2 separate regions of the Homo sapiens genome follow, and region 2 is linked to region 1. Evidence: read pairs that join two places in POLR2A ChIA-PET (ENCODE). Cell type or tissue: A673. All regions are shown on one strand. Each heading gives the region's core, and the rest is flanking DNA. Links, peaks and the distances in the headings are about the cores only. Region 1 has its middle 31 kb from the start of CUX1. Region 2 holds the start of LOC124900244 (small nucleolar RNA SNORA48).

The links. ChIA-PET counts read pairs that join two places held together with the same protein. Peaks named below come from ENCODE experiments on the same cell type or tissue, not always from the same donor. Only the 100,000 strongest peaks of a DNase experiment are listed, where the experiment ranks them.
Region 2: POLR2A ChIA-PET joins it to region 1 with 9 read pairs; 2 of 35 experiments call an interaction of 5 or more read pairs at or near these places.

The regions. Positions count from the first base shown.
Region 1 is chr7:101,785,508-101,788,415 of GRCh38, reverse strand. No RefSeq gene overlaps it. Among named protein-coding and RNA genes, the nearest start is that of CUX1, 31 kb to the left of the region's middle. In A673, for the core only: no CTCF peak of the experiment used is centred there; no DNase peak of the experiment used is centred there.
Region 2 is chr7:102,191,744-102,194,651 of GRCh38, reverse strand. It overlaps CUX1 (cut like homeobox 1), which reads right to left. Exons shown (of 24, transcript NM_181552.4): 13 at 762-810. LOC124900244 (small nucleolar RNA SNORA48) reads left to right here and starts at 447; the gene lies at 447-576. In A673, for the core only: no CTCF peak of the experiment used is centred there; a DNase peak (open chromatin) is centred at 1,231.

The sequences.
Region 1 (2,908 bases), core at 189-2,688:
GTGCTTTGGATTAATCTGATGGTTTGGTGTTGATCAGGGTGGGCAGGAATGGATTGGGCTTGGGGAATGAGGGGGAGCCATAGGCAACATAGGACAGAGATAGGGTCTTAGTCACAAATTCCCTGCCTGCAGGCACAATGACATTCTTGTAATTTGCTTTCTTCTATTCACCTTGACTCTGGAAAAGACCTCTGTCTGAGTTCTTTGAAGCTACAAACCACACCAGCCCCAGCCTCCTCAGTGGAAGCCCTTTGGAGCTGAGCTTTCAATGTGGTCTGACTCCACAATCTCCCAAATGGCCTCAGGGAGGAGGGTCAGGTGCAGTGGGGCTCTCTTTGCTAACCACAAAACAGAAAACCATCCCAGCAGAACTCTCTCTGCTAATCACAAAACAGAAAACCATCCCAGCACTTTGGGAGGCTGAAGCAGGCCATTAAATTGAGCCCAAGGGTTAGAGACCAGCCTGGACAACATGGCAAAACCCCATCTCTACAAAAGTTACAAAAGTTAACCTGGCATGGTGGCTCACGCCTGTAACCCCAGCACTTTGGGAGGCCGAGGTGGGCCAGTCGCTGGAGGCCGAGGCGGGCCAATCGCTTGAGTCCAAGAGTTCGAGATCAGCCTGGGCAACATGGCAAAACCCCATCTCTATGAAAAATACAAAAATTAACTGGGCCTTGTGGCGGGCAGTAGTCCCAGCTCCTTGGGAGGCTGAGGTAGGAGGATTACCTGAGCCCGGGAAGTCAAGGATGCAGTGAGCTGAGATTGCACCACTGCACTCCAGCCTGGAAGACAGTGAGACCTTGTCTCAAACAAAACAAAACAAAACAAAACAAAACAAAACAAAACAAAACACAGAAATCATTTGTCTATGAGGATAAAAGTAGGCGGCATTAAGAACACGCTGTGAATGGAGGTTCTCTAACTCCTGTTGCTACGTTCACTGGTCCAAGCCAACCAGGACCCGCTGTGCCATTAACTCAATGGTCATTTGATCATAGAATCACAGAAGGACAGACGTTGGGGCTGGGGAGATATGAAAGATCAGTGTTCTCAAGGTGGCTCACGCCTGTAATCCCAGCACTTTGGGAGGCTGAGGAGGGTGGATCACCTGAGGTCAGGAATTTGAGACCAGCCTGGCCAACATGGTGAAACCCTGTCTGTAATAAAAGTACAAAAATTAGCTGGGTGTGGTGGTGCACGCCTGTAATCCCACCTACTTGAGAGGCTTAGGCAGGAGAATCACTTGAACCTGGGAGGTGGAGGTTGTAGTGAGCTGAGACTGTGCCATTGCACTCCAGCCTGGGTGACAGAACAAGACTCCATCTCAAATTAAAAAAAAAAAAAAAAGAAAGAAAAGAAAAGGAAAGAAAAAAGAAAGAAAGATCAGCGTCCTAAGTATGGTCTGGGGACCAGTTGCACCTGCATCAGGTTAGAAAAACCTGAGAGCTGGTTAGAAATGCCTCCCATCTTGGACTTGCTGAATTAAAGTCTGCATTTGCACAAGGTCCTCAGGTGATTCCTGCGTGCATCAAAACATGAGAGGTGCTTCTCTGCAGCACCCTAACCAACTGGAAACCAGGACTCTGCCCTCATCCTTCCAGAGCAGCCTGGTCCATCTCTGGAGCATCACCAGAAAACTCCTCCTTTTAAGGGGCTGAACTTGGAATTTTTTTTTTTTTTTTTTGAAACAGAGTCTCGCTCTGTTGCCCAGGCTGGAGTGCAGTGGCGCGGTCTCTGCTCACTGCAACCTCCGCTTCCTGGGTTCAAACGATTCTCCTACTTCAGCCTCCAAGTAGCTGGGATTACAGGTGTATGCCACCAAACCTGGCTAATTTTTGCATTTTTAGTAGAGACGGGGTTTCACCATGTTGCCCAGGCTGGTCTCGAACACCTGGCCTCAAGTGATCCACCCGCCTCGGCCTCCCAAAGTGCTGGGATTTCAGGTGTGAGCCACCGTGCCCAGCCTGAACTTGGAATTTCTACAGCGTCCACTCATAGTTCCTCACTCCACACACTGGATTCCTTCACAATAGGTTCAGTATCTTTCCCAGATGACACCCATCCAAAAAGGGGTGCCCCCTGCCCTTCTGAAATGAACTAGAAAGACTGTTCGCAAAGAGTGCAGTATCTTCCCCAGCAAGTTGGTGCCCATAACTGTCCAGAAGCTGCCTGGAGATCCCAGGAGTCGAGGATATGACAGCTTTAGAATTGCGTATACCCATGGAGACCCATCTAGGTCCTAGGGACTGGAATCCTTTGCTGGTAATTTTGGTCTTGTGCAGGAATTTGGAAGAAAACTCTAAACTTAATTGGCTTTCATAATTATTATGCAAATGTTGTTTTTTTTTCTTCCTTTCTTTTTTTAGAGATAGGGTCTCTGTCATCCAGGCTGGAGTGCAGTGGCACGACTGCAGCTCACTGAAGCCTCAAACTCCTTCCTGGACTCAAACAACCCTCTTGTCTCAGCCTCCCAAGTTGCTGGGACTATAGGTGTGCACCACCATGCCCAGCTAATTAAATGTTTTTCATAGAGACGGGGTCTCACCATGATGTCCAGGCTGATCTCAAACTCCTGGCCTCAAGCCATGCTCCTGTTTGGGCCTCCCACAGTAGGTATGCGCACCCAGCCCACAAATGTTCTGTTTTTATGTGTGTGTGTGTGTGTTTTTCTTTTCTTTTCTGTTTTTTTCCCACATCATTATACCCATTTTACAGATCAATAAAAAGAAACACATAGAGGCTGGGCACAGTGGCTCACAAGGTGGCCCAGCAGTTTGGGAGGCCGAGGTGGGTGGATCACCTGAGGTCAGGTGTTCGAGACCAGCCTTCCCAACATACTGAAACCCCATCTCTACTAAAAATACAAAAATCAGCCAGTCACTGAGATGCACACCTGTAATCCCAG
Region 2 (2,908 bases), core at 257-2,756, 410 kb before region 1:
AAGTTCCTAAACCAATCCATTTTTGGCTGCTCTTTAATGCAATTAAAAAAAAAATAGTCAGTCTCAATCTGTTGTCCAGGCTGGAGTGCAGTGGTGCGATCATAGCTCACTATAGCCTTGAACTACTGGGCTCAAGCGATCTTCCTGCCTCAGCCTCCCAAGTAGCTGGGACCACGGGTATATGTCACAGTACTTGGCTATTTTTTTTTTTTTTAATAGCAACATGGTCTTGCTATATTGCCCAGGCTGGTCTCAAATTCCTGGCCTCAAAGCGATCCTCCTGTCTTGGCCTCCCAAAGTGCTGGGATTACAGGCATGAGCTACTGAGCCTGGCCTTCTTAAACACAATCTGAAATTGTTTTTTATTTATGTTCTTAGTACCTGCTGAAGTGAAATCACAATTTCACTTCAGTTACCAGTTTGGAAAACACTAGCTTTTCTCTTTTTGCCTCTTTTTGTTAAAGATAATTTGCTTTTTGGTAGTGCCCATCTCCTATCAGTCAGGGATGAAGCAATCCCTTGTTCATCCCCAGCTTGGCTTTTGATCTATGCCTGGTTCATGCCTTGGACACATGGAAAAAAAGGAGACAAAAAAAAAAAGATAATTTGCTTCAACTTGGTTAAATGTTCTTGAAGTATGACTCATCGGCTGTAAGTGAGAGGTCTCGTAGAAACAGTGGATCATGGGATATGCCGGAGGGACCAGTGGTAACCAGCAGCGGGGCTGATGCTAGTGCTGACCATTGAGGTGAGACACGTACCTGTGTCCCAGCGCCCTCGGACGGTGCAAACTCCATGGACTTCAGAATGCTGCAAGAGCACAACAGAGGGGTTATTTTATTTATTTTTTGAGACAGAGTCTCGTTCTGTCACCCAGGCTAGAGTGCAGTGGCGCGATATTGGCTCACTGCAACCTCTGCCCAGGTTCAAGCGATTCTCCTACCTCAGCCTCCCGAGTAGCTGGGATTACAGGCATGTGCCATCATGCCCAGCTAATTTTTGTATTTCTAGTAGAGACGGGGTTTCACCACGTTGGCCAGGCTAGTCTCGAACTCCTGACCTCAAGTGATCCACCCGCCTCAGCCTCCCAAAGTGTTGGTATTACAGGCATGAGCCACCAGAGTGATTATTTTCTACTTATACCTTTGACAACAGCCACATTAATAAGCATTAACATTACAATTTCCTGCTCTCCAGGAACCGAAGAACTGTCAACTTTAACAACTTCCCTGGCAGTAATAGAATCTGATAATGTCTCTAGAATAACTATTCAACTAGCAGTTGGCTGGCAAAAGTTTCTTGCCTAGCATGTAAATCATTCCATATGGAATCACACCAGGTCTGTTCAGAGTATAATTTTAAAGTTTAATACAGACATAACATTGTTGCAAGTGGAATGTATTTGTAAAGCTTAAAGGGAAGGAAAAAGTTGTAAGGAGAAGCCAGAGAGAGGGGAACCCACCAGGGCGGCCACTGCCCACACCTCACTCCTAACTGGCACCTACCTGGGGACCAGGGGACATAGGCAAAGAGCAACCTCCTAGACTTGGATGACTCAGAAGCCAGGTGGGCAGACCTTCTCTGCAGCCCCAGGTTGGGGAAGGAGTGCAATGACAAAGATGTGGCAAGAGAAGGTGACTTCTCCCTCCCTTGTTCTCAATGGCACTGAAAAGGGCCGCACCCTGATCACTACGGTCTCTGGGCTGTCTCAGTGAGTCCAGGTCCCCAGGATTATTACTGTTTCTTGAGTTCCTTTTGCTGTGGATGTCCCTTTTTTGCTGAGTTTACCAGGGAGAAGAGGGGAAGTGAGGCTATGTGGCTTTGAAGGAGCTGCAAGTGTTTCTTTGAAATACCAAGGATGGAAGAGAGAGACCCAGAGCAGGCTGGCTGGACCGTGAGATTTACGACTCGCAGGTGCAGAGTCAACCGGACCTTCGCCATGTTCCTGCAGCCACAATTTCGGCCTCTGTCCCCCTAGTGTGAGCCACCACACCTGGATAATTTATTTTTAGTAGAGACGGTTTTGGCCAAGCTGGTTTCCTGACCTCAGGTGATCTGTCGGCCTCCCAAAGTGCTGGGATTACAGATGTGAGCCACTGCGCCCAGCTGAAAGGGGTTTCTTAAGATGGAATCCTGTCCTTCGTTTCCTATTTTCTTTAGGATTATGTAATAAAAGACCACGTGGCTCTTTATCTATTCTACAGATCTTTACCAGCAGCCTGCTATCCGCTTGTTGCCGTGGGGAATCAGAACCACTCCTGGTCCGTACTCCAGGAAATTTACAGGCCATTACAGGTAATAGGCAAGACTCCAAGTGGTCCATTAAGACAGAACTTGTGAGGACCCCAGCAGGAGGGATCTTGATGGATTGGAGACCACGTCTCAGTGTCATGATGAACAAGCATTGGAGAAGGGCCCTGAAGGGACAGGGTGTCTTGTGCTGCAGTGCATGAGGATCTGAGGTCAGCATCCCCTGTTGCGTGGGGGTGAGGAAGTGGAAATGGGACGATGCTGAGAAGGGGACGCGGGCAAGAGCTCAAGAGCACAGCTGGTTCACCAGGAAGTGGAAAACTAGGAGCGCATTTGGGCAAAGAAGCCACCTGAGTGGGGCTTCCAGATGTGCACATGGTGGTGGGGCCTGTCATGTGCGGACGCAACAGAAAGAGTTAGCAGAAATGCAGTGACAAGCGGGGCTGGTGTGGCAGCCCTTCAGTGGGGGTAGGGGCAGCCTGTGGTCCGGCAGGCTGTGGATGAGAGGGAGTAGAACGGTATGTGTTGCAGGCTGGAGCCTGGAAGCCTCAGCTCCCAGGGGATGAAGTGAACGTGGGGGTTGGGGGAGAAGAGGAGGAGGAGGAGGAGCAAGAGGAAGAAGAAGAGGAAGAGGAAGAAAGAAGAAGAGGAGGAGGAA